Linked DNA regions of Mus musculus: all the other regions are linked to region 2. The links are chromatin loops, found by intact Hi-C in ENCODE. Cell type or tissue: heart. All regions are shown on one strand. Each heading gives the region's core, and the rest is flanking DNA. Links, peaks and the distances in the headings are about the cores only.

What was found. A loop is a pair of places that touch in the nucleus more often than their neighbours do. Peaks named below come from ENCODE experiments on the same cell type or tissue, not always from the same donor. Only the 100,000 strongest peaks of a DNase experiment are listed, where the experiment ranks them.
Region 1: a loop joins it to region 2, with 3.0 times the contacts of the local background. A loop is called at or near these places in 9 of 42 quality-filtered maps.
Region 3: a loop joins it to region 2, with 5 times the contacts of the local background. A loop is called at or near these places in 3 of 42 quality-filtered maps.
Region 4: it touches region 2 in a loop (7-fold over the local background); 10 of 42 quality-filtered maps call a loop at or near these places.

What each region holds. Positions count from the first base shown.
Region 1 is chr1:165,374,109-165,381,707 of GRCm38, reverse strand. The region is part of intron 10 of Dcaf6 (DDB1 and CUL4 associated factor 6); the gene reads left to right. Among named protein-coding and RNA genes, the nearest start is that of Gpr161, 82 kb to the right of the region's middle. In heart, for the core only: no CTCF peak of the experiment used is centred there; no DNase peak of the experiment used is centred there.
Region 2 is chr1:165,499,802-165,507,400 of GRCm38, reverse strand. Adcy10 (adenylate cyclase 10) reads right to left here. Exons shown (of 34, transcript NM_173029.3): 2 at 4,084-4,291; 3 at 3,349-3,453; 4 at 1,029-1,067; 5 at 686-829. The coding sequence starts at 4,231. Among named protein-coding and RNA genes, the nearest start is that of Adcy10, 18 kb to the right of the region's middle. In heart, for the core only: a CTCF peak has its summit at 3,502 (motif pointing right); no DNase peak of the experiment used is centred there; H3K27ac peaks cover 321 bases.
Region 3 is chr1:165,248,634-165,256,232 of GRCm38, reverse strand. It overlaps a transcript of Tiprl not described here. Among named protein-coding and RNA genes, the nearest start is that of Tiprl, 15 kb to the right of the region's middle. In heart, for the core only: a CTCF peak has its summit at 3,996 (motif pointing left); no DNase peak of the experiment used is centred there; H3K4me3 peaks cover 530 bases.
Region 4 is chr1:165,385,680-165,393,278 of GRCm38, reverse strand. It overlaps Dcaf6 (DDB1 and CUL4 associated factor 6), which reads left to right. Exons shown (of 19, transcript NM_028759.1): 8 at 1,047-1,140; 9 at 2,746-2,865; 10 at 4,364-4,621. Among named protein-coding and RNA genes, the nearest start is that of Dcaf6, 71 kb to the left of the region's middle. In heart, for the core only: a CTCF peak has its summit at 4,270 (motif pointing left); no DNase peak of the experiment used is centred there.

The DNA of each region.
Region 1 (7,599 bases), core at 1,630-6,629, 130 kb after region 2:
GGAAACCATTATATATAAGCAAAGGACTTGTAGGGTGAAAAATAAAAACAAACAAAAAAGGTTAAATTAAAAAAAAAAAAAAAAAACACCAGCATTACGAGAGAATCTCCAAAGATGCCCTTGACTTCATTTTATGTTGGCCACCTACTTCTGGGAATACAGTCTACACTTAAGAGGAGTTTATTGGGGGCTGGTGAGATGGCTCAACGGGTAAAAGCACCGACTGCTCTCATGAGTTCAAATCCCAGCAACCATATGGTGGCTCACAACCACCTGTAACAAGATCTGATGCCCTCTTCTGGTGTGTCTGAAGACAGCCACAGTGTACTTACATATAATAAATAAATAAATCTTTAAAAACAAATGTAACTGGAGTGCCTGGATGGGGGCACACACCTTTAAAAAAAAAAAAACAAAAAAGAGTAGTGTATTTCCCCAGTGAGACTCCTGGAGAAAAACCAAATTTTCATTTGCAAGTGGTTCTCAATTGAGACAGCATCTGGGTTAGGGACAAGGCATGTGGCCTACTTTTCATTTTAGCTCTAGATCCACATTCGATGCAGACCTGTGCAGGCCTCACTGTGCATGCTGCCTCAGTCTCTGGAGTTCATGTTTGCCATTCCTGTTTTGTTTAGAAGGCCTTGTTTCTTTGGTGTTCTCCACCCTCCCTAGATCTTACACTCTTTCTGCCTCCTCTCCATAGATTTCCCCTGAGCCCTCAGAGGAAGGATTTGATGAAGACATCCCATTTAGGGATGAGTGTTCTGAGGTCTCTTCACTCTCTGTATATTATCCGGTTGTAGGTTTCTGTATCTGTTCCCATCTACAGGATGAAGCTTCTCTGATGATGGCTGAGTGAGGCATTGATCTATGAGTATAGCAGAATGTCATTAGGAGCTGTTTATTACTACATTCCTTTAGTAGAACTATAGTATTGGTTTTACCCTAGGTCCTTGGGCTCTTGAGTCTCAACTTCTTGGTCAACCAAGCAACATGGCTATGAGTTCCATCTTGGGAAGTAGGCCTTAAGTCAAATGTGACATTGGTTGGTTACTCCTACCAACTTTGTACCACCATTGCATTAGCATACCATGCAGGCAGGACACCATCTTAGAGCAAAGTGTTTTTAGCTGGGTTGGTGTTGTTTCTCCTTCAGTACTATTCAGAGTACCCTCTAGTACCAAGAACAGTGTCCAGTGAGGGTAAAGGTTCTACATAAGTGCCAGCTTGACTTCTCTGTGTTCAGTGAGTTGTGTAGGTATTTTCAGCAATAGCGCCTTGCCATCAGTTTGTTGCTCTCACAACCTATAGTATTTGCAACAGCCTGGGTTGTTTCTCTAATAACTCAACTACATGTAGCCTAATCCCAGCACATTTGTTGACAAGATGTCCAATTGAGGCTCTGTCTCCTCTGTTACTTGGCAGTGTTATTTAGATTATCTTCATATATGTGTGTGTGTGTGTGTAATATATATATATGTGTGTGTGTATGTATATATATATATATATATATATACATACATACATACATATTAGGAAGCTTCTGCTACTTCCATACTACCACTCAAATAGTCTTTAATTTTAGCTGTCTTTCCCCACATTTCCTCCTTTCCTCTCTCCATTCCTGCTTGATCTCCCACTTCATTCCCCTTTATCTATAACTGTGCATTCTATTTACCTTTGCAGGGAGATCTATTCGTTCCCTCTAGTCCCTTACTTTATACCTACTCTCTGTGGCTGTATTGATTGTACCTTTCTTATCATTGACTGAACAGCTAGTATCCACATATAAGAAAATGTGTACCTAGTATTTGTCTTTTTGTGTATGGGTTACCTCTCTCAGGATGAGTTGTTCATTAACTCTTAGTTAGCTGGTTGAAGACAATTCTTTATCATCAGAGGCCATAGTAATAAGAGAGTAATGACACTAGCATGCTTGTTCCCCAAATAACAAAATTTGCACAAGAGGCTGAAATGCAGTTTGCTGCAAGTGTCACTGAGAGGAGTTGTGTGTGTGTGCTTCTGTTACCAAGTCTGCCACTGAGAATATGCTTCCCCACATACTTCGCCTGCCCTTTGGTGCTGTGTACCCTCCTCTCCTCCGTGTCCTTGGTCTGTTCAGTAATGCCTGTCCTGCACTCACCTGCTTCTTTTTATGTATTGTCTTTTCCTTCTCCTCAATTAAGCATACTCGAGCAGCAGGAACTTTCTCCCAGTTAAGACATACCAAGTTCCCTTTGACCTTTCTTCCTCACCATCCCATAACCTCCCCTCTTCTACTAGTGTTCAGGGCTCTGCAGAGTTTACCTTTTTATTCGACTTCATCGCCCCACTTGGTGAACCTGCTGCAGTCTGGTTCTGGCTCCTATTAGTACACCATGACAGTGTACTTTCATCAGTCTTGTCGTTGACTTACACAGTGCAAAAGCCAGCTGTCAGGTCTCAATGTCCTTTTCAGGAGTGTATCAGAACCGTCGACACACTAGCTGTCTCCACCCTTTGTGGACACACTCTTCTCACTTGACCTATAGCATTTCCGCTTACTTGTTTGGTTGGTTGGTGGGGTTTTTTGTTTGTTTGTTTGTTTGTTTTCTCTCAAACACTGAAGTTCCCCAGGGCTCAGTTATTACCTGTCATCAGGAGCCTTGAAGTTTCATCACAAGAGACATCCAGGTTTGTTAGGAATCCTTGACTCTTACGTTCAGTCTCTGGTTAATTTCTCCACTGGATGGGTATTAGTTCTTTCCAGAGTGAATTGTTCTTTCTTTATTGTTCTTCACTGTGGCAAATAGTAGGTAAAAGATGCTGCCTTTGTCTCTCACATCTCCGATGTTTCCCCTGAGTATTTTCCTTGTCCTTTCCTCCTCCTGGAACAGCTCTTTAGGATAGCCATGAACCTTGAGTCCTTGAGACTATGGTCAAATAGCACCCTAGAAGGCTTTTCTTTTTCTTTTTCTTTTTCTTTTTTTCTTCTTTTTATATTTTCTTTTATTAGATGTTTTCTTTATTTACATTTTAAATGTTATCCCTGATTTCCCCTCTAAAAGACCACTATTCTCTCCCCTCTACCCCCTCCCTCTGCTCACCAACCCACCCAATCCCGCTTCCTGGCCCTGACATTCCTCTACACTGTGGCATAGAACCTTTACAGGACCTAGAGCCTCCCTCTTCTCCCATTGATGACTGCTACATACGCGGCTGGAGCCATGAGTCCCACCATGTGTACTCTTTGGTTGGTGGTTTAGATCCTGTGAGCTTTGGGGAAACTGGTTAGTTCATATTGCTTTTCCTCCTATGAGGCTGCAAACCCCTTTAGCTCCTTGGGTCCTTTCTCTAGCTCCTCCATTAGAGACCCTGTGATCAGTCCAATGGTTGGCTGTGAGCATCCAACTTGTATTTGTTAGGCATTGGTAGAGCCTCTCAAGAGACAGCTATAACAGACTTCTGTCAGCAAGCATTTGTTGGCATCAACAAAAGTGTCTGGGTTTGGTGACTATATGTGATGGATCCCTAGGTGGGGCAGTCTCTGGATGGTCATACCTTCAGTCTCTACTCCACACTTTGTCTCTGTAACTCCTTACATGGGTAATTTGTTCCACCTTCTAAGAACCAAAGCACCCACACTTTGATCTTCCTTTTTCTTGAGCTTCATGTGGTCCATGAATTGTATCTTGGTTATTTGGAGCTTCTGGGCTAATATCTACTTATCAGTGAGTGTATACCATGTGTGTTCTTTTGTGATTGGGTTATCTCACACAGAATGATATTTTCTAGTTCCATCCATTTGCCTACGAATTTCATGAATTCATTGTTTTGTTGTTGTTGTTGTTTGTTTGTTTGTTTGTTGTTGTTGTTGTTGTTGTTGAGGAGACAGGGTTTTTCTGTATAGCCCTGGCTGTCCTGGAACTCACTCTGTAGACCAGGCTAGCCTTGAACTCAGAAATCTGCCTGCCTCTGCCTCCCAAGTGCTGGGATTAAAGGCATGCACTGCCACTGCCCAGCAAATTCATTGTTTTTTTTTTTTTTTTTTTTTTTTGAGATGTGAATGTGATTTCTTTTTTTTTTTATCTTTTTTTTATTAGGTATTTTCCTCATTTACATTTCCAATGCTATCCCAAAAGTCCCCCATACCCCCCAATCCCCTACCCACCCACTCCCCCATTTTGGCCCTGGCGTTCCCCTGTACTGGGACATATAAAGTTTGCAAGTCCAAAGGGCCTCTCTTTCCAGTGATGGCTGACTAGGCCATCTTTTGATACATATGCAGCTAGAGACAAGAGCTCCCGGGTACTGGTTAGTTCATATTGTTGTTCCACCTATAGGGTTGCAGTTCCCTTTAGCTCCTTGGGTACTTTCTCTAGCTCCTCCATTGGGGGCCGTGTGTCCCATCCAATAGCTGACTGTGAGCATCCACTTCTGTGTTTGCTAGGCCCCGGCATAGTCTCACAAGAGACAGCTATATCTCGGTCCTTTCAGCAAAATCTTGCTAGTATATGCAATGGTGTTAGTGTTTGGAAGCTGATTATGGGATGGATCCCTGGATATGGCAATCACTAGATGGTCAAATTCATTAGTGGAGTAGTACTCCGTTGTGTAAATATACCACATTTTCTGTATCCTTTCTTCTGTTGAGGGACATTTGGGTTCTTTCTAGCTTCTGGCTACTATAAATTAGGCTGCTATGAACATGGTGGAGTATGTGTCCTTATTACATGTTGGAGAATCTTCTAGGTATATGCCCAGGAGGGGTATTGCTGGGTCCTCAGCTTAATTGATTCAGAACAGTATAAAAAGAGACATTATTACACAATTGGATCCTATTTCCAATTTTCTAAGGAACCGCCAGACTGATTTCCAGAGTGGTTGTACAAGCTTGCAATCCCACCAGCAATGGAGGAGTGTTCCTCTCTCTCCACATCCTCTCCAGCATCTGCTGTCACCTGAGTTTTTGATCTTAGCCATTCTGACTGGTGTGAGGTGGAATCTCAGGGTTGTCTTGATTTGCATTTCCCTGATGACTGAGGATGTCGAACATTTCATTTGCTCTGTAGTACCGCTAGAGGTCGGGGATGGTGATTCCACCAGCGGTTCTTTTATTGTTGAGAATAGTTTTCACTATCCTAGGGGTTTTTTTGTTTGTTTGTTTGTTTGTTTGTTTGTTTTTATTCCAGATGAATTTGCAAATTGCCCTTTCTAACTCTATGAAGAATTGATTTGGAATTTTGATGGGGATTGCATTGAACCTGTAGATTGCTTTTGGCAAGATGGCCATTTTTACTATATTAATCCTGCCAATCCATGAGCATGGGAGATCTTTCCATCTTCTGAGATCTTCCTTGATTTCTTTCTTCAGAGACTTGAAGTTCTTATCATACAGATCTTTCACTTGCTCAGTTAGAGTCACACCAAAGTCTTTTATATTATTTGTGACTATTGTGAAGGGTGTTGTTTCCCTAATTTCTTTCTCCTTTGTGTAGAGGAAGGACACTGTTTTGTTTGAGTTAATTTTTATATCCAGCTTCTTTGCTGAAGTTGTTTATCAGGTTTAGGAATTCTCTTGTGGAATTTTGGGGTCACTTATGTATACTATCATATCATCTGCAAATAGTGATAGTTTGCTTCCTTTCCAATTTATACCCCTTTATCTCCTTTTGTTGTCTAATTGCTCTGGCTAGGACTTCAAGTACTATATTGAATAGATTGGGAGAGAGTGGGCAGTCCTAACAGAAACAGAGGAAATCCAAAAAATCATCAGATCCTACTACAAAAGCCTATACTCAACAAAACTGGAAAATCTGGATGAAATGGACAATTTTCTAGACAGATACCAGGTACCAAAGTTAAATCAGGATCAGATAAATGATCTAAACCGTCCCATATTCCCTAAAGAAATAGAAATAGTCATTAATTGTCTCCCAACCAAAGAAAGCCCAGGACAAGATGGGTTTAGTGCAGAGCAGAGTTCTATCAGACCTTCAGAGAAGACCTAATTCCAATTCTCCTCAAACTATTCCATAAAATAGAAACAGAAGGTACTCTACCCAATTCATTCTATGAAGCCACATTTACTCTGACACCTAAACCACACAAAGACCCAACAAGAAAGAGAACTTCAGACTAATTTCCCTTATGAATATTAATGCAAAAATACTCAAAATTCTCGCAAACTGTATCCAAGAACACATCAAAATGGTCATCCATCATGATCAAGTAGGCTTCATCCCAGGGATGCAGGAATGGTTTAATATACCGAAATCCATCAGCAGAATCCACTATATAAACAAACTCAAAGACAAAAACCACATGATCATCTCATTAGATACTGAGAAAGCATTTGACAAAACTCAACACTCCTTCATGATAAAAGTCTTGGAAAGATCAGGAATTCAAGGCCCATACCTAAACATAGTAAAAGCAATACACAGCAAACCAGTAGCCAACACCAAACTAAATGGAGAGAAGCTTGAAGCAATCCCACTAAAATCAGGGACTAGAAGGCTTTTCTAAGAACTGTCCACAAAACAGCACTCTTTCCCTTTCATCTAGCCTGCAAGCCTTCTGTACTAGTTTAATATAGCTGGTACCCTGGGGTACACATGTGTGCATGTATAGAGATATATGTGCATGTGCATGTAATGTATATTCACAGATGTCTGTTTTCCCTCAGAGTAAACTCCATAGGGGTAAGGATTATTTTGCTCAATGTTTTATTGTCCGGGAAGTCTCATATGTAAGAGGTATACAGCTACCTCTTTGCATAAATTTGTGTAATTTTTGTTTTCACCTGGGTATTTCCAAAGAAAAGATTAAGAAAATATTATATAAACCTTTTTAGCTAAAATATCAATTCTGACACAAGAAGAAACATTTTTTAAGGGTATGACATACAACTTTAATTTTTCAAAGTTATAATGAATTCTAATAATTGTTTTAAAATATATAACTATTTACTTGTTTTATTGAATATTGTTACTTGACTGAAATTAGTAAAGTAACTGAAATTTTTGTTTAGATTTTTTAAATTAATATTTTATAACTATTCTGTGTTATTTTTCTGTACAAAGAAGAAAAATGGTGACTATTTGAATGTTTAATTTAGATTCTTAATGGCTAAGTGTGTAGTGCAGTGAGTGATATGTACTTAGGCCCTATATGCAGTTCGAAGTACCATAATATAAAAAACTATAAAATAAATTTAAAATAGTGTTTTGCTTTTATGATATTTTATTTTCATTTGTTTGGTTACTTAAATATTTATAGAAATTATGTGTCTAATTCGTGATAATTAAAGAGAAACATCTGATTGCATATGCATAGACTGTCTCATAATTTAATGACTTTTTATCAGTATTTCTTTTTAGTATTTCTCTTTAAAGCATGTCTTATTTAATCTTTCCCTTTTTAAGTGTATAATCAACTTTATACTATTTTTTGTTGTGTTACTGTCTCCTTTCTTTTCCTATCTGTGTCAGAATTTTTAAGGGGGCCTGAGATAGCTTTGCTCCGTAAGCGCCTGCAGCAGCTGAGGCTTAAGAAGGCTGAGCAGCAGAGGCAGCAAGAGCTAGCACAGGCCCAGCATCAGCCTCCCACTTCCACTTC
Region 2 (7,599 bases), core at 1,562-6,561:
CCTGGTTTATAAAGCACCAGGAACAGAACTCAGGAAATTGCACATCATTGTACTATTGCAACGGAGCTACACACCTGGTAATCTTATACTTCTCCTCCTCCTGCCTCCTCTTTCTGAGTGCTAAGGTTATAAGCATTTCCACCATACCTGGTTCATGTGGTTCTTGAAATCCAAGGCACTCTGCATGGTAGGCAAGCACTCTGAAAAATGAGTTATATTTCTAAGCCCAGAAGTAGTCATTTCTTGAGACAAGGTTCCCTGTATAGCCTGGGCTGTCCTCAAGCTCACAATAGTTTCCTGTATGCCTTGAGTGATATGACTATAGGCATCTATAGGCATGTGTCCTACCACATCTAGTATACCTTACTTTTATAATAGCCTACTTTATAGACATCATGATCATCTCCAGTTCTCTCAAACGGTCAGTGAATGAGCAAAAAATTGTATTCTGGCTAGCAAAGTTCCAAAGCATCATGGTAGGGCCAGGCCAGCATGTTCTTAGGCATGAGGACCCAGACCCCAACTACTGTAGCATCTGTTCTTTCACAAATCTTTTGTGTATTTTTTGAGACTGTCTCGTTATGTCACCCTGGCTGGCCTCAAACTCTCAGCGATCCTCCTGCCTCAGGCTCCTGGGAGTTGAGATTACATGCATACACCATCATGATCCGCTCTGGATCCTTACCTATCTTAACTCGAATGTCCAGGCCTTCTTCAGCCTCCTTGGCTTCAAACAAGCCATGGATCTCCAGGCTGCACTTAATCACCACCGTGATGATGTTCTTCAGTTGCTTTCGTTCCACTTTCCACAGGGCCAGCAAGGCATCACCTTTAAGAGAGACATTCTGGGGACTTTAGCCCTACCCTGGAGATCGGGGTGTTTTGCATGAACATTGCACAAGCTTGTGCTGCTTCAAACATTTCTCAACCCATTCCCTGACCACGACTCCCCGAGGTGCCTCCTTTGTGACAGGGCAGGCTACTCGGTTCTTCCTTTCTACCCTTCCCATCTCAGATAGCTTCCATACCTGCAAATTTTAGGATGTCTCCTCCAAAAATCAGCACTTCTAAAAAAAGAAGAAGAAGAAGAAATAAAGAAAAGTTAAGTCAGACTGATTCTTTAGCGAACATTACTCATTGGTAAAGTAGAAGCAGGCTTGGTAGCATGGTTGCACACGCCTGTAGTCCTGGGACTTGGAAAGCTGAGACAGAAGGATTAATTACTGTGAGTTTGAGGCCAGATTGGGCTACATAGATAAATCCTAGACCCTGTCTTGGGGCAGGGGGTGGGGGTGGGGAGGAGAGGAAGAAAGAGGAGAAAAAGAGGATGGAGGAGGAAGAAGAGGAGAAGAAACGGGATAGTAAGAATAGCAATTTAGAAAATACACGTCTATCAAACATAACATTTCATTACTTCTGTGTAGGCCAGTGAAGTAAATCTGTGTTCTAGGAAAACAAATAAATAAACAAAACAAAAATCAAACAAGCCAGGAAACAGGAGGGCAGAGTTCCCAAGACCCAAGGATGCTTGCCTTCTTCCCAGTGTACAAGAATGCTCTCTATAGGCCAGCTTTTCTGTTGCATTCTGGAATAGTACTCTACCACTATGCTTTTGGGATGGGGGTTGAAACAGTCTCACAACTTAAGACTAGTTGGAAGTCACTCTGTAACTTAAGTAACTTTGTTTATGTTCTTTCTGCCTCTGTTTCCTAAGTCTTAGGGGGTCATAGATTTTATTTCTACATTATAGAGCGTTAGCCTAGGGTTAGAGAGATTGCTAAATGGTTAAGAGCTCTGGCTGAGCCTGGTGGTGGTGGTGCATGCCTTTGATCTCAGCACTCAGGAAGCAGGGACAAGTAGATCTCTGTGAGGTGGAGGCCAGACTAATTTACAGAGTGAGTTCCAGGACAGCTAGGGCTACACAGAGAAATCCTGTCTCAAAATAACCAACAAAATAAACAAACAAACAAACCCCAAGCAAACAAAAATTCTGGCTGATTTCCCGGAGGACCAGGTTTGATTCCCAGCATCCATGTGACAGCTCACAGCCATCTATATAACTGCAGATCCAGGGAATCTGATACCTTCTTTTGTCTTCTGTGTACACCAGGCATGCATCTGTGCACACACAAATATGCAGGCACAACACCCATACACAGAATAAATATTAATAAATAAAACTTTAAAGAACATCAATGGTGGCTCATTTCTATAATCTCAGTATTGGTAGGCTAAGGCAAGAAGATTTTTTTAAAACACTTCAAGGTCATATTTATATAAGTTCCAAGCCAGCCTGGGCTATAAACTCAGGTCTTTAACACAAAACATTCTTTCTCTCATGTAGTCCTACTGATAAGGCTTAATCATATTCTTTAACTGTATTGTAGCATATTAAAAGTGCTGGTGACCATCTTGGTTAGCTTTTTCTTGTTGCAATAAACCCCATCCATATTTGTGAGAGGAAAGAGCTTGGTTTAGCTTGTATCTGTCAGTTCATTATGAAGGGAGTTCAGGGCAAGAGTGAAGCAGGAACGTGGAGGCAGACATTTAAGTAGAGAGCATGGAGAAGTGCTGTGTATTGTATTGCACCCATGGCTCATCCAGACTGCTTTTTTCATATGACCCAGTGCCACTTGCCTAGGAGTCGTACCACCCACATCCATGTGACAGCTCACAGCCATCTATATAACTGCAGATCCAGGGAATCTGATGTGGGCTGGAAGCTCCCACATCAACTATCAATCAGGAAGTTGCACCACAGACTTGCCAACAGGCCAACCTGATAAGGTGTTCTTTCCTTTTCTTTTTTCCTTTTTCTTTTCTTTTCTTTTCTTTTCTTTTCTTTTCTTTTCTTTTCTTCTCTTTTCAAGATTTACTTATACTTATTTTATGTATATGGGTATACTGTTGCTGTCTTCAGACACACCAGAAGAAGGCATTGGATCCCATTACAGATGGTTGTGAGCCTCCATGTGGTTGCTGGGAATTGAACTCAGGACTGCTAGGAAAAGCAGTCAGTGCTCTTAACTGCTGAGCCATCTCTCCAGCTCCGATGAAGGTGGGTTTTTGTTTGTTTGTTTGTTTGTTTTGTTTTTTGTTTTTAAAGTTCCTTCTTCCCAGATGACTCTAGCTTGTGTCAAGTTGACAAAAACAAACAAACCTCTAATCAGAAGGAGGCATGTGTGTGTGTGTGTGTGTTTGTGTGTGTGCCTATGTGTGTGTATTTATGCCTGTGCCTGTGTGTGTGTGTGTGTGTTTGTGGACTTCCTGGAGAGTATGGATAATGATAGGTGACTGTACAAATACAAACAGTCTGACTACTGTCCAGCAACCCCCAAGAATACTTACTCTCCACTATGGCACTTATGTAGTAGTTGAGGATCTCCACGAGCTGTTCGGCTCCTCGGTCCATGTACATGGCCGTGCTGAACTTCTCAGTCATTGCAGTAAAACCTGTAAGAAACAGCAGCTGGTTTCCTTCGAGTTAAGCACAGCCAGCAGAGGGCCCACTGGCCCTGCAGTGGGACCCACTAAAAGTGGCAGAGTTTCAAATGACCTTAGTGTGTGGCCAGACAGTAGCCGTGCACGCAGAATTTAGTAAGCTAGGGTCAGGAAAGGCCATCTCTTCCTTCTAGGCTCCCAGTGTAAACAGTGATAATGGCATAGTGTTGGAAATAGAAGGTTTTGTTCCGTGGTTTAAAGGCCACACATTTCCCCAATGCTTCTGAAGAGACAGGTTTAGTATCAGTGTGCAGACAGGAGCAGTTCGTCTCTTGAGTTAGTTTGTTGCAGATATGTGTGGGACTTGGGAGACCAGGCTATGAAGTTGGGGCAGGGACACTGGAGCCAGAAGTGCCTCACAGACATGCCTGTGACTGAAAGCTGGGGGAAGGGAAGATGAGAGACATCTGGGGCCAGAGGTCATTCTCTCTTTCCTGTGTGCACAGTGAGATGAGCTGTTCTGTTGCTCTAACAGCCTGGGGGGTAGAAAATGGTGCCCCTACCACCATCACAACCTGCATGTGACTTCTGATGTGAGCCTGCTGCTCCCCCGCATTAAACAAGAATCCCTTGGTCACTTGCCTGAAATATCAACAAACATCAGAACTCCATCAAAACATTTTACTGACGGCCGTTCCGGAGAGAAATCTCCGTAGACGATGAGGTCTGGTAAGTGAGCAGCTATCTTGACGATTGCCCTGTCTTGTAATTCCTGCCTTCGCGCACTCATGTTCAAGGACAATGGTCAGGATTTTTCAGCACCAGGAAACTGTCTCCCCAAGTAGGTCTTCTGGAAAGAAAAGTTGGGAATGGAGGGAATCTAACGGATGCATTTGTTCTCTTTCCCATTTGTTTTCCTCCAGTGGTTTTGTTCTAACTCGTGGATGGTCGTTTACTTAAATAAATGATCGAGTCCTGGCAGAGCTAGAGTTGTTGATAACCCGAAAGGGATCACTCTTCCCTCCCTCCCTGTCAATCTCCTTCATTTTTTTTGAGAGAGGGTCTCACTACATATCCCCTCTAGCCCGCAACGCACTGTGAACACCAGGCTGGCTTCTAACTCATAGAGATCTGTTTGCCTCTGCCTGTAGGATTATTTTTCGATATGAAAAAAAAAAAAAAAACTGTGACTGGATTTCCACCCAATCCTGAACAGCTACCCAAAAGAGCAGCCTATGGAGGACAGCCATGGACCCGTCTACTTCCAGGAAAAGGGAAACCCTGCCAGGGAGTAGCCTCGGTCAGTCTAGCCAGATTCCATTTCCTTTTGTTTCTCTGTTCTTCATCCTCTTTGGGCCTGTTATCTTTTGTCCCTTATAAAAAGTAAACACAGATGTTGAGTTTTCGTGGGCACATGCTTGTGTGGGGGTATCAGGTCATTATCTATAGGCAAGAGGTTAAGTAAATTAAGGTATAATGTCAAACAGAGAGTGAGAAAGCTCTGAAGGGTGGGTGACAGTTGGAGCGCTGAAAGGCCTAAGTTGTAAGTGGGAGGCTATGCTGGCACTTCCTTTTGCTGCCAGTTGGCTCTAAGCAAATTAGTCTTGACTAAGATCTTCCTTCAGGGGTGAACAGCAGATGATCAGTGAGGTTAAACAAAGTTCTAGCTAAGCCTAGAGGGCTATGGCTGCAATCACAGCATTCCAGTGGTGGTGAGTGGTGGTGACTGAGGCAGGAGGATCATCACTGAGTTCCCAGCCAGCCTGGCTACAGAATAAGACCCTTCCTCAAAAACCAAACCCAAACCCAAACCCAAACCAAACCCAAAACCCAATAGAGCCTTCATGTCCAGCAGGCATTAACCCACCTGCCACACAGGTGGGAATCTTCTGAGAATCTTCACCCTTCCCTCTTCTCCTCCAAATCCAACCCCCCAGTCTCACCCCCTCCCTCCTCCCCTTCTCTGCTTCCAATCCCCCAGTCTCAACCTCAGCTCTGTTACAGAACACCTGCAGTGGCCTTTTCTCACTCTCTGCCCCCATCCCAGGGGACTAAGCAGATCCTGATGGAAATGTACTGTTTTCTTCTCCCTGTGCCCACCCCACCCTGATCCCTTCCTTCTAGCTCATCCCCATTCCTAAGTTACAATTCCTAATACCTAGAAACACACTTTACCAGGAACCCCTAGTGGCCACAGCTAGCAAGAACCCAGTTGCAATCCCTACCAAGCAGCTCACAGCCACCACACCCTCCTAAGAACCAGAGAGGCCAACAGAAACCAAAGAACAAAACACCCACCCTACAAAGACAAGACCAGATATTAGTACCCAGAACTACAATCATCCCAAATCCAGATGCTTAGATGATAGCATAAAACCACAATCAAGAATAGTTAGGATAATATGTACCTACCAGAGTCCAGCAACCTTACTATAACAGGTTCTGAGAAATATAATATAGCTGAAGTACAATCTAAAGACCTTAAAGTAGATTTTATGATATGATACATCAACTTAAATGGAGAGACTCAAAGCAATTCCACTACACTCAGGAACAAGTTGTCCACTCTTTATGTACCTATTCAGTATAGTACTTGATATCTTAACTAGAGCAATAAGACAAATGAAGGAGATCAAGGGGATACAAATTGGAAAGGAAGAAGTCAAAGTACTGTTATTTGCAGTTGACATGATGTTACACATAAGTGACCCTAACAATTTAGCAGGGAACTCCTACAGCTGATAAACACTTTCAGCAAAGTAGCAGGATTAAAAATTAACTCACAAAAATCAGTAGCCCTTCTATGTACAAATGACAAATGAGCTGAGAAAGAAATCAAAGTCACACTTTTTCGCGCTCGCACATGCATGCACGCAGACACACACACACACACACACACACACACACACACACACACACGAATGATATCTTGGGGTAACACTACTCAAGCAAGAGAAAAACTTGTATAATAAAAACTTTGAGGCATTGAAGAAAGAAATTGAAGATCTCAGAAGATGGAGGGATCTCCCATGCTCACGGATTGGCAGGATTAACATAGTAAAATGGCCATTCTAACAAAAGCAATCTACAGATTCAATGCAGTCCCCATCAAACCTCCACCACAATTCTTCCACTAAAGAAATCTATGGAAACACAAAACAAACATTAGAAGGAAATGAATAAAACAGTTCAAGACCTGAACGTGGAAATAGAATCAATAAGAAAACCCAAACTGAGGGAAATCTGGAAATGAAAAACTTGAACAGAACCTCAGAGGCAAGCCTCACCAACAGAATCCAGTAGATGGGAGAGAGAAGCTGAGACACAATTCAGACATCTTGAAAGGATAACTTCCAGTTTCACACAATAACACACACATACACACCCACACCACCACCAAACAAACAACAACAAAAAACAAATAAAACCTTACAGGATAGCTAAAACAATTCTGAATCATAAAAGAACCATTGGATCATCATCAACTCTAAACTCAAATTGTCCTACAGAGCTACAGTATGAAAAACAGCATGATATCGGCATAAAAACAGACATCTTGATTAATGGAATAGAATTGAAGACCCATACATAAATCAATACACCTACGGACACCTGATTTTTCATAAAAAAAATCCAGAAATACACACTGGAAAAAAAGAGAGCATCTACAACAAACGGTGCTGGTCAAACCGGACGGCTGCATGGAGAAGAATGCAGATAAATCCAACCTTATCACCCTGCAGAGAACTCAACTCCAACTGGATGAAAGACCCTGCATAAGACCAGACACTGAATCTTATAGAAATCGGTGAATAGCCTTGAACTCACTGACACAGGAAATGACTTTTTGAATAGAGCACGGTTAACACAGACACTAAGATCAACAAATGGGACTTCATGACACTGCAAAGCCTCCGCATGGCAAAGGATGCTGTCATTTGGACAAAGTGGCAGCCTCCAGGATAGGAAAAGATTACATATACAATAGAGGGCTAGCATCCAATGTATCTATTTAAAAAACTAAAAACATCCCACTGGATATGAAGAAAACAAATGATAACCTAATAAAATGTACAGATGTAAACAGAGAGCTCACAAAAGAGGAGACTCCAATGCTGGAAAAGCACTTAAAGAAACGCTCAGCATCCTCAGCCACCA
Region 3 (7,599 bases), core at 904-5,903, 250 kb after region 2:
ACAAAAGAACTCACATGATATGCACTCACTGATAAGTGGATATTAGCCCAGAAACTTAGGATACCCAAGATATAAGATACAATTTGTAAAACACATGAAACTCAAGAAGAAGGAAGACCAAAGTGTGGACACTTTGCCCCTTCTTAAAATTGGGAACAAAACACCCATGGAAGGAGTTACAGAGACAAAGTTTGGAGCTGAGTCGAAAGGATGGACCATCTAGAGACTGCCATACCCGGGGATCCATCCCATAATCAGCCTCCAAATGCTGACACCATTGCATACACTAGCAAGATTTTGCTGAAACGACCCTGATATAGGTCTCTCTTGTGAGGCTATTCTTGGGCCTAGCAAACATGGAAGTGGATGCTCACAGTCAGCTGTTGGATGGATCACAGGGCTCCCAATGGAGGAGCTAGAGAAAGTACCCAAGAAGCTAAAGGGTTCTGCAATCCTATAGGTGTGACAACAATATGAACTAATCAGTACTCCCCGGAACTCTTGACTCTAGCTGCATATGTATCAGAAGATGGCCTAGTCGGCCATCAGTGAAAAGAGAGGCCCATTGGTCTTGCAAAGTTTATATGCCTAAGTACAGGGGAACACCAGGGCCAAGAAGTGGGGGGGGGGGGGATGGGGGGCAGGGCATGGGGAACTTTTGGGATAGCATTGGAAATATAAATGAAGAAAATACCTAATTAAAAAGAAAGAAAGAAAATGCCTTACAGCTGAATTTAGGGAGGCAATTTCTCAACTGAGGTTCCCCTCCTTTCAGATAACTCTAGCTTGTGTCAAGTTGGCATAAAACTATCCGTGCAGCCAGCACGTTCTAGAGCTAATACACTGTAAGGAGAATGTCCAGTATAGAGGAGTCGGCAGCTTCTTCTGAGACTGTGGGTTCAACTTCATCACAACCCTGCCGCGTAAATCTGATGATCAAGGCAATTTTCCAGCCTTGCTCTGTGAAGACATCTATCTCATCCCCCTAAAAGCCTATACGTTTTGCTACATGTAGAAATGGACCCTTCTAAAGTCACAGAAACAAATCAATATATCAAGGGTATTTTGCCTAAACTAAAGGAAAAAATCACTGAAGAAATGGTTGGTTCATATTCATCAGGACACATAGCAACCTCCAGAAAACATTCTTTCTTAAATCTTACTTTTATTTAAAAACTCATTTGTGTAAGTGTGTGTGTGTGTGTGTGTGTGTGTGAGAGAGAGAGAGAGAGAGAGAGAGAGAGAGAGAGAGAGAGAGAGAGAGAAAGAGAGAGAGAGAGAGAATACAGTACCCATGGAGCCATGGAGTCCAGAAGAGGGTGCCTGCCAGATCCCCTCGAGCTGGAGTTACAGACTGTTGTCATTGTGAGTTGCTGGACTTAGGTCCTCTCCCATAGCAGCAAGTATTTTTAACCACTGAGCCATCTCTCATCTCCAGTAGAGAGATCTCTTGTTTAAGTTGGCAATAGATAAATGCTGAAAAGTTTGTTGTTGTTGTTGTTTTTTAATCTGTTTTAACTTTGTTCTTTGACTCTAACATGTCCCCCCTGGGTTTCTGCAGTAAAGGCTGAGTATTCAGCTTGGGACCAAGAGGAGGTGGAAATTTCATAAGAACGGGGGCCTTAGGTTAGGTGCAGCAATGGGGCCCCATAGTCCCTACTACTTGAGGGTACTAAGGAGAGGGTGGGTTCAATTGAGTCTAAGTGTGGGACCCCATCTCAAGAACAAATCAAAGTATAAAGGGATGGTATCTAGTGAGGGGCTCTTAGGTCACTGGGGCTCACCCCCCAAAGAAACCTGTGGTGCCCGAATCCCTTCTTTTTCCTTTTGGCTTCTCAGCTACTCTGAAATGAAAGTCTTCATTCCTCTTCATGCTCCCGCAGTATGGTCCTAAAGGCCCAAAGCAATGGAGGAAGCCAGTTGGTTATGAACTAAAACTCCAAATCTGAGAAGCAAAAGGAACTTTTCTTCTCTGAGTCGATTCATCTCAGATGTCTGTCTAACACAAACTTCAAATAGTAATTCCTGACTTAGTTTAGAACCAGACAAGAAGAAAACCTGGTGTAATGGGAGACAAGTCCTTCCCAGCTACCTTACAATTTTCCTTGGAGTAGGCTCTCTCTCTCTCTCTCCTGTTTGATATTAGGTGTGGCCAATGCTAGTTGGAAGTTACCCCTGGCCATCCACCAAACTGAAATGCAAAGACCACAGAGTATTTATTTTTCCCAGGTAAAATTAGGAAGTTTTGGAACCAGTGCTCTTGCAGGATGGAGAAAAAAAATCATTTTTCTTCTTTTTTAGGATATTAAACTTTTTGTTGTCCTGTATTCATTATTTATAGAACTGGATTTCATAAGGACGTTCCCTTTTTTAAAAAATCCACTATTCATGGAATTGTATCACATAAGGACATTCTTACATGAGGACACACATTGAGCATACTTCCTCCCACACTCCTCCCTTAGGCCCATTGGCTCTTGAGTTCACTTCTATCTTCATGTCATATGTACATACATACATGAATCCATTTTTCCAATGCAGCCCTGAACCTTGGAGAAGGTCTCTTTTTCCACGGGCCTTGTTCAGCTTTAGAACTCTATATCACGATGCAATTAACATATCAAATTAACAGCTTTCTTTAAATATTTTTAAATATTTGTTTAGCATGTTTGCATGTTTAGAGAGAGGTCCGTGTGTAACCGGCAGAAGTTGGCTCTCCCCTTCCTCTGTGTTGGTTCTGGAGATCAAACTCAGGTTGCTAGGCTTGGTGGCAAGCTCCTTTACCCACTGAGCCATCTCGCTGACCCTAAATCCACAACATTCGATTATTGCCATTGGTTTTTAAAATATCCTGTCATACACCTACCTTTTATTTATTTGTATGTGTGGGTGGGTGGGGGAGGGAGGTGTCTTGCATGTGCCATCAAGAAGTATGTGGAAGTCAAGAAGACAACTGTACAAGTGGGCTCTCTTTTTGTACCACGTGAATCCTGGTGATGAACCACAGGTCCTCAGGCTGGGTTTTTGTAAGAGCATCAAGAAGAAAAGACAGACAACAGGGTTTACAGGGTCGAGTAGTTACAAGGAATGAATGGAAGCAGACTGAGTTTTTTTCCTTTTTCAGTCCAGTTAGGAGCAGCTAGGGAAACAAGGTTCCTGGTGGGTAAAATTAAATGTCAAGAGATGGTGAACATCGAACAGCAAACAACACCTTGACCTGCTAAGCCATCTCACTAGTCCTTTAAAGGACAGATTGCGGTATTAGAGGAAGTCCACCCCTTGAAGGCTGAAGATCTGGATTTGAAACATGACTCTAATCCCAACTTGCTGTTGGGCAGTGGAGATGAACAATCAAGACCCTTTGAGACTGCCTAGGGATAAAAAACAAAACAAAACAAAACAAAACAAAACAAAACAAAACAAAAAAACCAAACAAACAAACAAAAAAAAACTCAACTCTGCTTTCACTGAGCCCTCCTGGAGAGCTAAGGAAACCCTAATCCGAAGCAGGCGGCCCAGTTTTCCCCTCCTGGCCAGTGCAAGGAGATCAGGACTGAAGCAGAAGAGGAGGTTGGAGGTGGAAGTGAAAGGGGTGGATGGGATGGAAGAGGAGGGCGCTAAGGGGGTCCCAGGGCTGGGGGGAAGGGGAACAGGTTGGAAAATCTTCCCGAGGTAATGAGGTCACGCCTAGGGAGACAAGACTGAGACAAGAAGTGTTGAGAGACAGCGAGTTTCCCCCACTCTCCCGTGATGGCCACAGGACAAGGCTGCGACCCATCAGCTGTGACAATGTACAGTCTTCTTTCATCACCTTAAACTCGAAAACCATGTTAGCCATAAAGCTGGGCCTTCTCTTTAGTTCTCTGTATTTGCCCTTGGTTTGGGAGAAAATAGTGACGAAAAGGGTTTTGTTTTGTATTGTTTTTTGTTTTTTCGTTTGTTAGGTTTGGATTTTTCCACCTCTCTTTTCATGCCAAGAGAGCAGATGTCCCCTAGTGGCCAAAGTTGGATCTGCAGAAGCCACATTTTGTGGCTTGGGGCCGAGGTTCCAAGTGGTGAGCAAAAGCTGCCCTGGGAACCACTCTGGGAACTTTGATGGGAAATGGAGGCAGGAAGAAATAAAGGAAAGGATAAGAAGCAGCAGAAGATGACCGGGAAGGCAAACAAGAAGGGACACATGTAGTGCCAATATGAGTGCAAACAAAACAAAACAAACAAACAAACAAAAACCAACAACAACAACAACAAAAAACCCTTCTAGTCCAATACAATGTAATAATGTCTTTCTCTTTCCTGAAGCTTTAGACTCACTGAATATTTTAATGCTATGAATGATAGAAACTTCACAGAGTAGCATGTGGTGGTTCATGCCTTTAATCCAAGCACTAGGAACACAGAAGCGGGTAGATTTCTCTGAGTTTCAAGCTAGCCAAGGCTACCAGTGAGATCCTGTCTCAAAAAAAGGAAAAAAAAATGTATATATTTGGAGAAAAAATAATATTACTGCAAGAATCATTCCAATTTCAGCTTTGGTGATGGCCCTATGTCACACAGTATGTATAGACTTAAAACTGAATTTAAAATATTTTGTTGAAAATCACTTCTCGGGCTGGAGAGATGGTTCAACGGTTAAGAGCATGGACTGCTCTTCTTAAAGGTCCTGAATTCAATTCCCAGCAACCACATGATGGCTCACAACCATCAATAATAGGATCCGATGCCCTCTTCTGGTGTGTCTGAAGACAGCTACAATATACTCATATAAATAAAATGAATACATCTTTTTTAAAAGGTGATAATTAGAAAGAGAGAAAGAAAGAAAGAAAGAAAGAAAGAAAGAAAGAAAGAAAGAAAGAAAGAAGGAAGGAAAGGAAAGGAAAGGAAAGGAAAGGAAAGGAAAGGAAAGGAAGAAAGAAAGAAAGAAAGAAAGAAAATCACTTCTCTATTGTAAGGCTAAATGTGAAATGTCCCATTATGGATGGCCTCCTGTGTAACTAGGCTAACACCAAAAAACTATGAGAAAAGATAGCTTAATTTTTTAATATTTATTTTATTTAGTGTGTGTGTGTGTGTGTGTGCCTGGTGCCCACCAAAGTCAGCAGAAGGGGTTGGATTCCCTGGAACTGGAGGTACAGATGGTTGTGAGTCACACGTCGGGGCTGGGACTCAGATCCAGATCCACTCAAGAGCATTGACGTCCTGAACTGCTGTGGCATCTCTCCAGCCCAAGGTAACTGTGGCCAGTGAGATGGACAGCTAGTAGGACATAACATTTAAAGTTGAATTGTGTTTTTCAGGATGTGTGTGCTACTTACACAGGCTGTTGGATTATGAGGAGAAATGTTTACAATGGAAGCCTTTGGTAAGGGGAGTTCCCATGAAGTGGCTGTTCCTTGCCCATTACACATTTCTTCACCAACCCTGCAGTGAAGGGGTTTTTTCTCTCCTATTCAAAACTTTCACATAGAACTTTGAAGTGGCTGTCACGACTGGGTCCTAACACCTGTTAAACAAATGTTTCTGTCTGTAGCTTATCCTCAGAATAACATGTTCTGCATATTTGTTTGCACTTTTACTTTTGAGAAGAAGGTTTTTTTTTTTAAATAAGGCCTAGACTATCCTCAAACTCATGATCCTCCTGCCTCAGCCTTGAAAGCGCTAGGATGATAGGCCTGTGCCCTCATATTTAACTTTCAGACTAACATTTAGAACCAGGGCATCACACCCTCAGGAACTAGGGAAAATATATATTGCCTTAGCTATTGGAAAGCAGCAGGCAACAGGGATGACATTAAAATGCATATTATAGGCCCAATGCCCCAGGGAGTGGGCACTCTTTATGTCTTTATATATCTTATACATGGAGAATTAGACCATTGTCTTCACAGGAGAATTGGACGGAAGGGGAGACCATCATTACTGTGTTAAGAAAAGTAAGCCAGATCTAGAAAGATGAAACACAGCATATTTTCTCTCATGTGCAGACTCTAAGGAAACAAAAGTAGGAAGAGGACTGTTGGGACTTATTTCAAAAACAAAACCTTCTTCCCAAAAGTAAAAGTGCAAACAAATACGCAGAACATGCTATTCTGAGGATAAGTAGACAGCAGGGGAGTAAGAGTGGATAACAGGGAGGTAAACATGATCAAACACGTTTTCTATGCAGATGAAAATGTTAGAATAAACACGTTATTCTGTATAGTTGATATGCACTATTAAAATACTTAAAATATAAGAATACTCCAACAGTACATTGAAATTTAAAATGTAGACTGTACAACTCTAGCTATGATGGTGGGTTAAATATATAAACATATAAGTATTCAAGTGGAATGTTCCAGAAGAGGGCAAAGACAAGGGAAAGTTGAATTGATTTTTATGAGACGAAAAACAAATTTCTTCTGAGATTTTTCTGATACATATAATTATCATTGTCTAGAGCCTTTTGCTTTAACAGAAAAGAAAGGAGCTAGCCTGTGTCCTAGCAGGAAGAAAATGTTTCTGGTGTGGATCCTAACTCTTGTGGTCTTCAGGAAGAGACTTGAACGCCCTAGGCTCTAGGAAATGGTACCTACCTTAGAGGTAAAGGTCTGTGGGTAGCCCTCATGGACCAAGCATATGAGAAATGCTAAACAGTGGCCAGGCTTGGTGGCACGTGGAAGGTTGAAGCAGAAGGAACTCGAGTTTAAGGCTGACCTGACTACAGGGCGAGACCATGTCTCAAAACAATCAGCGCTGGCGACGTGACTCAGCAGCTAAAGACCCTTGCCAGCAAGACCTAGTTCAATCCCCAATCCCACATAAAGGTAGACCTAGAGAGAGCTGCCTCCACAAAAGTTTAGGACAGACAGACAGACAAGCAGGCAGGCACATACACACACACACACATACGAATGATAAACAAGCAGACAGTAAAATAAATGTTAAACATACTCATGATATATTAATTTATGAAAATATTAATTTTTATTTTGAGCTTTACTACTATGGATTCCTTCAGCAGAACCCCAGCAGTCTGTATGGCTCTCTTGGCTGACCGTAGCTGACCACTGCCTCTGTTCCTTTTCTAGCCTTGTGAACAACCTCAGCTGTCTACTCCTGAATACTGCAGATTAGCACTTGGAAGGCTTCTTTCCTTCCTTCTGTGTGATTTAACTCCTGCTTTGCCTTAACGCAGACACTGTCCATGCTCTTCCTTTTCTGACACTAGGCTCCACCCCTTTTTCTGAGCCCCTGAGGCACGCCCCTTGTTCTCTCCTTGATCACACATCTGATGTGTGTAAGTGGCAGACACGCCAAGGGATGTGGATAATTTGCCCTTACAGAGGTGATACACATGGATTGTTCTATGTCTTTGAATACATACACATCTCCTTTCCTAACTACCACTGCCCACTCCCCAAAGTCAAAAGTAATGTCTTTTACATCACTCAAGCAAACCTCTGAGAATGTACTTCTGGTCTTCAGGTTACCACTTTCCAATTACAATGCTGATAGTATAGGCATGTACTACGGGTGGGCTTTTGTTTGTTTTTATTTTTATTTTTGTTTTGTTTTGTTTTTAAGGCAGGGTCTCTCATATAGTTCTGGCTGTCCTGG
Region 4 (7,599 bases), core at 1,641-6,640, 110 kb after region 2:
AATTGAAGGACATGCCCTACCACAGAACTGTATCTCATCTGGACAGCCACCCCACCACCAACCCTCCCTTCCTCTTCCTCTTCCTCTTCCTCTTTTTCTATTTAATTTTGAGACAAGATGCTAGTAAGTTTCTTAGGCTGTTGTTATTCATAGCTTAAATAGGTAATGAATTTATGATCTTCCTGCCTCACCTGGGATTGCAGACTGGCACTAGTAAACCTAGCTTTCGTGTATACAGTTTCCAATTGTATTTGTATTTGTGATTTTCCAGTTGGAAATAGCAAGTATGGACTGTAGCTCCAGTGCTCATCATCACAAGCACGGTGGAAGACTGAGACAGCATTGAGCAATGTTTCATGTAACATTCCATCTAACATCTCATTTCTGTACTTAAAGACAATTTGGGGATGGAAATGCTCCATTAAAGTATGCTGTAAGAATTGAGGACTAGAGATTAATTCAGTGGTACAGTATTTACCTTGGATGCACAGGGATTCAAACCCTATCACCAGAATAAAAACTGAAAGCAAACCCATTCTTCTTCTTTTTTAAATTTTGAAATGGCAACTTTTTTTTCTATTTTAAAATTTTTTATTAGATATTTTCTTCATTTATATTTCAAATGTTATTCAGAAAGTCCCCTATACCCTCCCTCCGCCCTGCTCCCCAACCCACCCACTCCTCCTTCCTGGCTCTGGCATTCCCCTGTACTGGGGCATATGATCTTCACAAGACCAAGGGCCTCTCCTCTACATATGCAACTAGAGACACAGTTCTGTGGGGTACTGGTTAGTTCATATTGTTGTTCCTCCTATAGGGTTGCAGACCCCTTCAGCTCCTTGGGTACTTTCTCTAACTCCTTCTTTAGGCGCCCTGTGTTCCATCCAATAGATGACTGTGAGCATCCACTTCTGTGTTTGCCAGGCACTGGCATAGCTATATCAGGGTCCTGTCAGCAAAATCTTGCTGGCGTATGCAATAGTGTCTGCCAAACCCATTCTTCTTGAGACTCACATAGAATCTGCTTATGATTGATTACATTTCAGTTACGACAGCCTCCAGTTAAGCGCTTGAGACTTCGTGGTGATTGGTCAGATACTGGTCCCAGAGCACGGCCAGAAAGTGAACGAGAACGAGATGGTAACTATATTTTGGCCAGATTTTTGTGACATGTGGTATTTAAAGATTTATTTATCTTGTCTGTATAAGTGCTTTTGGCTGCATGTATACTATGTTGTGCCTCGTGCTGTGGTGGAGGTCAGAAGGGAGGCATCAGATCTTCTGGCACTGGAGTCATAGATGGTTGTGAGCCACCTTGTGGATGCTGGGAACTCAACCTGAGTACTTCTGAAGAGCACTAAGTGCTCTTAACCTCTGAGTCATTTCTCTACCCCTTATCTCCATTATTTTCAATTGTAAATGATGCTACAATGAAATCTTAATAAGAATAATTTGGTAAATTTGTGCTAGTACATCATAGGATAAATTCCTAGAAGTGGAATGGCTGAGTCACTAGATATGTATATTTAACCTTTATATACATAGATACATATACATATACATAAGCATGTACATACATACATGTAGATATATATAACTTTAAAACAATTCATCTGAATATATTTCATTTAATAAATCTATAACCAAAATTGTGTTCAAACTATTATTAGACCTTTTATAAAACAGTATTCCTAAGTATATTATCCTTGGTTCACTTTTATAAAATATAAAGTTACAATATGTAAAGGTGGCTTCCATACCTGTAATCCCAGGCCTTTGAAGGCTGAGGCAGAAAGATTATTGGAAATTCAAGGACTACATAGTAATTTCCAGACCAGCCTGGGCTATAGAATGAAGAGACTCTGTCTTCAAAAAACAGACCAAATGAAAGAATTATATAATTATTACATTTTTAATCTAACCTCATACTTTTTGTTTGTTTTGACTTTTGAACCTATGTCTTGCTCTGTACCCCTGACAGTTCTCCTTGCTATTTAGTCACACTGGCTTCCAGGACGCTTGTGACACTAATCATAACTCCCAAGTCTCCCTGCTTTAAGCCACATGAGTGTTGTTTTTATACTTCCATTTAAAATGCCCTTGATATCCTCAGCACTTAAGACATAAAATGTTCTTAATATTTCCCACGGTGTAACAAAATCAAATGCCCTTAAAGAGGAAAAGCAAACAAATATATTTGTTTGAACTAAGAAAACATGTAACACTGAAAAGACAAAATACATTTTCCGTCAGCTAGTTGCAACTATCTGAGGCCATACAGCCCTGAATGACTTAATCTCATCAAATACCTGGAACTTTACAGTAACAAGAATTGTTTTAGGGAAATTAAAGACCCAAGGTTATTTTATGTCTGTGTTTGATAATGTAGTGAGAGAGCAAGCCTTTCCTTCAATTTATTCCACTTGGAGTTCATAAGCTCCTCCCAGAGCACATTTCTAAGTGTAAATAGACAAGTGATGGAGCAAGAGTGGGAGATATAAAGTTACCTAGGAACAGGCATAGATGGAGAGGAGACCCATGGGTACTTACTCATGTAATTATTATAAAATGTGATGGGACTCTGATAACTTTTTATCTGTTCATGTAAAATTACTTAGGCAATTTAATTTTTAATTTCTAGAATTTTAGATTTCTAGGCCTTCAGATCTACAGATCTAGGTTTTTGTATTATTTAAAGATCCTGACTTTTTGCTAAACTTACTGATAAAATTTATGTTGTAATAGGAGAGCAAAGTCCCAATGTGTCACTGATGCAGAGAATGTCTGATATGTTATCAAGGTGGTTTGAAGAAGCAAGTGAAGTTGCACAAAGCAACAGAGGAAGAGGAAGACCTCGGCCCAGAGGTAATTTGTCTTACTGGTTAAATCACTAGAGAGCTGGTAAAACTGCTTAGGGCAAAACTGCTTTTTCTTTTTTGTTTTTGGATTTTGTGTGGCTGGTCCGCGTGTTATTTTATTTTACTTTATTTATTTGCATCTCAAGACAAGGTTTCTCTGTGTAGCTCGGCTGTCCTAGAACATGTACTATAGACGAGGCTGGCCTTGAACTCAGATCTTCTGCCTTTGCCTCCTGAGTCCTGAGATTAAAGTTGTGCATCACTACACCCAGCTGGTAGATAGTTTTTGTTGATATTATCTAACTGATAACCGAACTGCATTTTGTAACCAATGTAGTCATAACTCTCTTCTGATTCCACTAGACCCAAAATTTCAAAATACACAAAACAAAAGATTTTTAATTTTAAGTCCCTTTCCAATCAATACACTTTGAAAATTGGAAGTCTGCAAAGCTTTAAAGATAAGTGTATGTATATAATTAGAAAAAGTAATTATTTAAAATTTTTCATCTATCTCTTTGATGTGTGTATATGTGTGAGTATGCATGTGGGGGTCAGAAAACAACTTGGTATATATGTGTGAGTGTGTATGTGGAGGTCAGTTTCCAAACTCAGTCCGGCTTGTCAGCAAGTTTCCTTACCTGCTTAACCATCATTCTGGCCCAAGATTGATTATTTTCACAAGAATATGTCATTTATTCTTATCCCTGTTGATTAGACTGTTTGATTAAGTGGACCAAACCACCAGTGGCCATAACTGATACACTGAGTGTGTTAGTTAGGGCTTCTAGTGCTGTGATAACCAAAAGCAATCAGGGGAGGAAAGGGTTTATTCGGCTTACTCTTTAGTATCACTGTTCATCCTTGAAGGAAGACAGGACAGGAACTCAAACAGAGCAGGAACCTGGAGGCAGGAGCTGATGCAGTGGCTACAGAGGAGTGCTGCTTACTAGCTTGCCCTTCTTAGCTTGCTCGGCCTGTTTTCTTAAAATACCAGGACCAGTGGCCCAGGGATGACACCACCAACAATGGGCTGGACCCTCTCCATCAATCACTAGTGAAGAAAACGCCTTGTAGCTAGCTCGTATGGAAGCATGTTCTCAACGGAAGCTCCCTTTTTGTCAGCCTCTAGCTTGTGTCAAGTTGACATAGACTGACTAGAACACTGAAATTTTATGTTGCTGTGTGTTTTCAGAATATTTCTGTAGAGGTTTGTTTTGTGTTTATTTTTTGCATTTGAAATTTGAGTTTGAGGCTGGAGAAGATGGATCAAGAGCAATTAAGAGTTGGTAAGAACACTCACTGCTCTTGAAGGTGAGCTGAGTTCAGTTCCCAGAATCCACATGGCTGTTCACAACTGTCAGAAACTCCAGTTATGGAGATCCCGAATCCTCTTCTGCCCTCTGCAGGCACCTAGGTTCATGTCACCAGATCACTCACATGTAATTTAAAATGAATAGATCTTTTAGAAACTTGGGTTTGCTTTAACATGTGCTTTTTTGAAGGTGGAACAAATCAGCCAGATGTTTCAACTCTTCCTACGGTTCCATCAAGTCCTAATTTGGAAGTGTGTGAAACTGCAATGGATGTAGACATGCCAGCTGCACTTCTTCAGCCTTCTACATCCTCTACAGATCCAGTTCAGGCTCAGGCAGCCACAGCCGCCATAGAAAGCCCTCGTTCCAGCTCGTTGCTGTCTTGCCCAGACAGTGAACCGAGGCAGTCTGTTGAGGCGTCTGGACACCATGCACATCATCAGTCAGGTGAGGATGCTATTCTTCAAGTTCATGTGCTGATCTCTGAACACCGAGGAACACCTAGTCTGTTCTGAAAGATTGTAAATCACAGTAACTTCTTGCTGGAATAAGTAACCAAAATCATTTTTAATATACAAGCAAACTTAAACACAAAATTCAAGCGTGTCTAGTTTTCATGAATTTTTACAAATAGTGAATCTTTAATTTATATAAGGTAATTTTATTTAAGGTAATAGCAGGTAGTATTTTGACATAGTGTAATACACTGAAAGATTATTTTACAAACCATTATTAACCAAAATACTGTTCTAGATCTCTATTAAAATGACAAGAAAATATATTTCATTATTATTATTTCCATTGTATTTATATTTTCAATTTTTCTTCAAATTATTAAGTACTTTGAGTATATTGAAAATAGTGAACCTGCAGTGGTCCCTTCTCAAAAATGTAGTATACTTTGCCAGAAGAATTATTTTCCTACTATATTTATGAAAAAGAATTATCTTACTAATTCTTTATCTTTATAGTACTTGATGTTAGTCAAAAATATCAGTTCATAAAATCTGTTAACACATTTTTCTCTCAGTACAGTAACTTCTCATGTTTTTCCCACCCCAACTATGGAATATACTATTTACAATAATTTCAGTAAATATATAGTCTACTTGAAATTTTAACTGTGTACTTTTAAATATAGTAAAAATCATTTGTCTATTATTTTTAAATTCTTCTAAGGAGGCATTTTACTTAATACAGAACAAAAATAGTATCAAGGAATATAGTTAGTATTAATGCTGGTACCTAAAGTAAGACCTCTGACAGTTTCCTAACAGCTTCACCTCCAAGTTGTCACCGATGCTAGATCCCAGATAATGGGGTATTTGAATTAAGTAGTTTGATCATTATCTTTCATTTTTGATAATTAATATTCACTTTCTATGGGAATAATAGAGTTAGCTGCATAACTGTTAACACTGTGTATAGTTTATCAAAACAGTAAGCTAAAGCCGAATTAGAAAGCCATCTCTTTCACATTTCACATGGCATTTCAGCTTGAGGGAAAATAAAATACTTGGAATGCTTTGAGAAACAGGGTCAAAGGAGTTGAAAGTAGACCCAAACTAGTGAAATTAGTAAAGATAAGAAAAACTTTAAAATACTTACTTTTGTTTTCTGTGTCTATATTGCCTGCCCATGCACATTTGCACTTTGTGCCTGAGGAGGCCAGAAGAGAACATCAGCCTCCTTGGCCTGGAGTTAGCCCAGTTTTGAGCCCCCACGCAGCTGCTAGGAACTGAATCCAGGTCCTCTGTAAGGTTCAAGATCGGGATTTTTTAAAAGTGCTAGTGTTATTGCAAATATTCTGAAAGTCTGTAAGCAATTCTAAGTTATTGAGAAAACTTAGCTAAAAAGACTCTGTAGACTAGTTGTAAGTTGTATTGAATCTTAACTAGTTCCAATTGTTTCTTAAATACATTTGTGAGTTAAATATTCTTGGAGCCTTTTAAGAAATGTTTTTTCTTAGCTGTGCTGTGCATTTTTATACCAGGTTTAAGCTGCTGAACGCCTTTTAGGTCTGATAGACTAAGCGCTGAAGAATGCTTTTGTGACGGCCAAATGATCATTGTTTGAATATTATTTGGTACCTTTGTCCATAAAAATTTTAAAGAAAGGGATTGTTTTTGAATTAGTAGATTGAGAATGTTGCTTAACTTTTACACACTATGGTAGAATATTTTCCCGGGTCTAAAAGAGTACCAGTTCTGAGGAGAATGATTTGGTGTGAGCTATAGATTACACTTACAGCTGTTTCGGCAGTAACCCTTCCATCATCCTACAGCCTGACATCTCATCTGGAAGGACGAAATGTTTTTGTTTTCTTTTCTGATCATTCTGTGCTTACCAAAGCCCATCCAAGTCTAGACGGCTTAATAGACCCTGGGAATTGTCCATTGTGAGACTGTGGTAGGTGGGAATGTCAGTCTAGAGCTGTGGTGTCTGTCAGCACGTCGTGTAAAGCTGGACATGTGGATATGACTGTTCTCTGTGCTCAGCCTGCTGCGGATACCTCTTCATGTGCGCGTTTACACCTTCCTTTGTCATTGTGAGTACTTGGCCACAGGCAGTGAGACTGAAAACTTGCTGCAGTGTTTCAGGGTCCGTAGTCTACACCTGAATCCTCTGGCGATGATGGTGAACGTCGCACCACAAATCTCAGTGAACACTTCAGAGCACTCTTCCTCTCAGCGCCTTTGCGTGTTTATTTTGCCCTTTCCTGGCTTTTAAAGTACTCTGGCTTGCCCTTCTCCCCTCCATAAGCTGCAAGCTTCATCGCAGTGAAGAGCGGAAACACTCATTTTCTGGACCACTTCAACTTCCTAATGCGCACATGTAGGTTGCCTGGAAGAAATGTAACTCCTCCTCTTACACCTGGCCAGATCAGTTTGAAGCCTGCCTTTCCAGCTTCCCAGGGAAAGACTCCTGGTCCCCTGCCTCCCCAGAGTCACTTCTTTTCCTGTGCCATTATTGCCTTTTCTGCTGAATTTTTCCTTCTAGTCACAAACATACTGTTATCTGAAAGAAAGCCTTTCTCAACCATCCTACATTCCTCCAAATAAGGCTCTGCTTCTTCACTTCCTCATTTCTCTTCAGCCCCGTTTCACACCCTCCCCATTTATTCATGGACCAACTCAAAGCTGCTTTTCGGCCTCCTTTTCCTGTAGAAATTTTGGCAGTCACCAGTGAGCTGCATCGTGCCAATCATGAGAACATTTCTGTCGGTGCCTTCATAGAGCTTTGATTCGGTTGCATTTAACAGTCTTTCCCTTCTTGCCTTTCTTGATATTTACACCACACATGCTGTTTGCTCTTATTCTCCATCATGGCTCAGCTTCTAATAAACGTCGTTAGTTTTTCTTTTTCTGTCTACTTTGATTGAGTACTGTGGTTGAACCTCTCAGGATGACTCTCTTGTCTTTTCT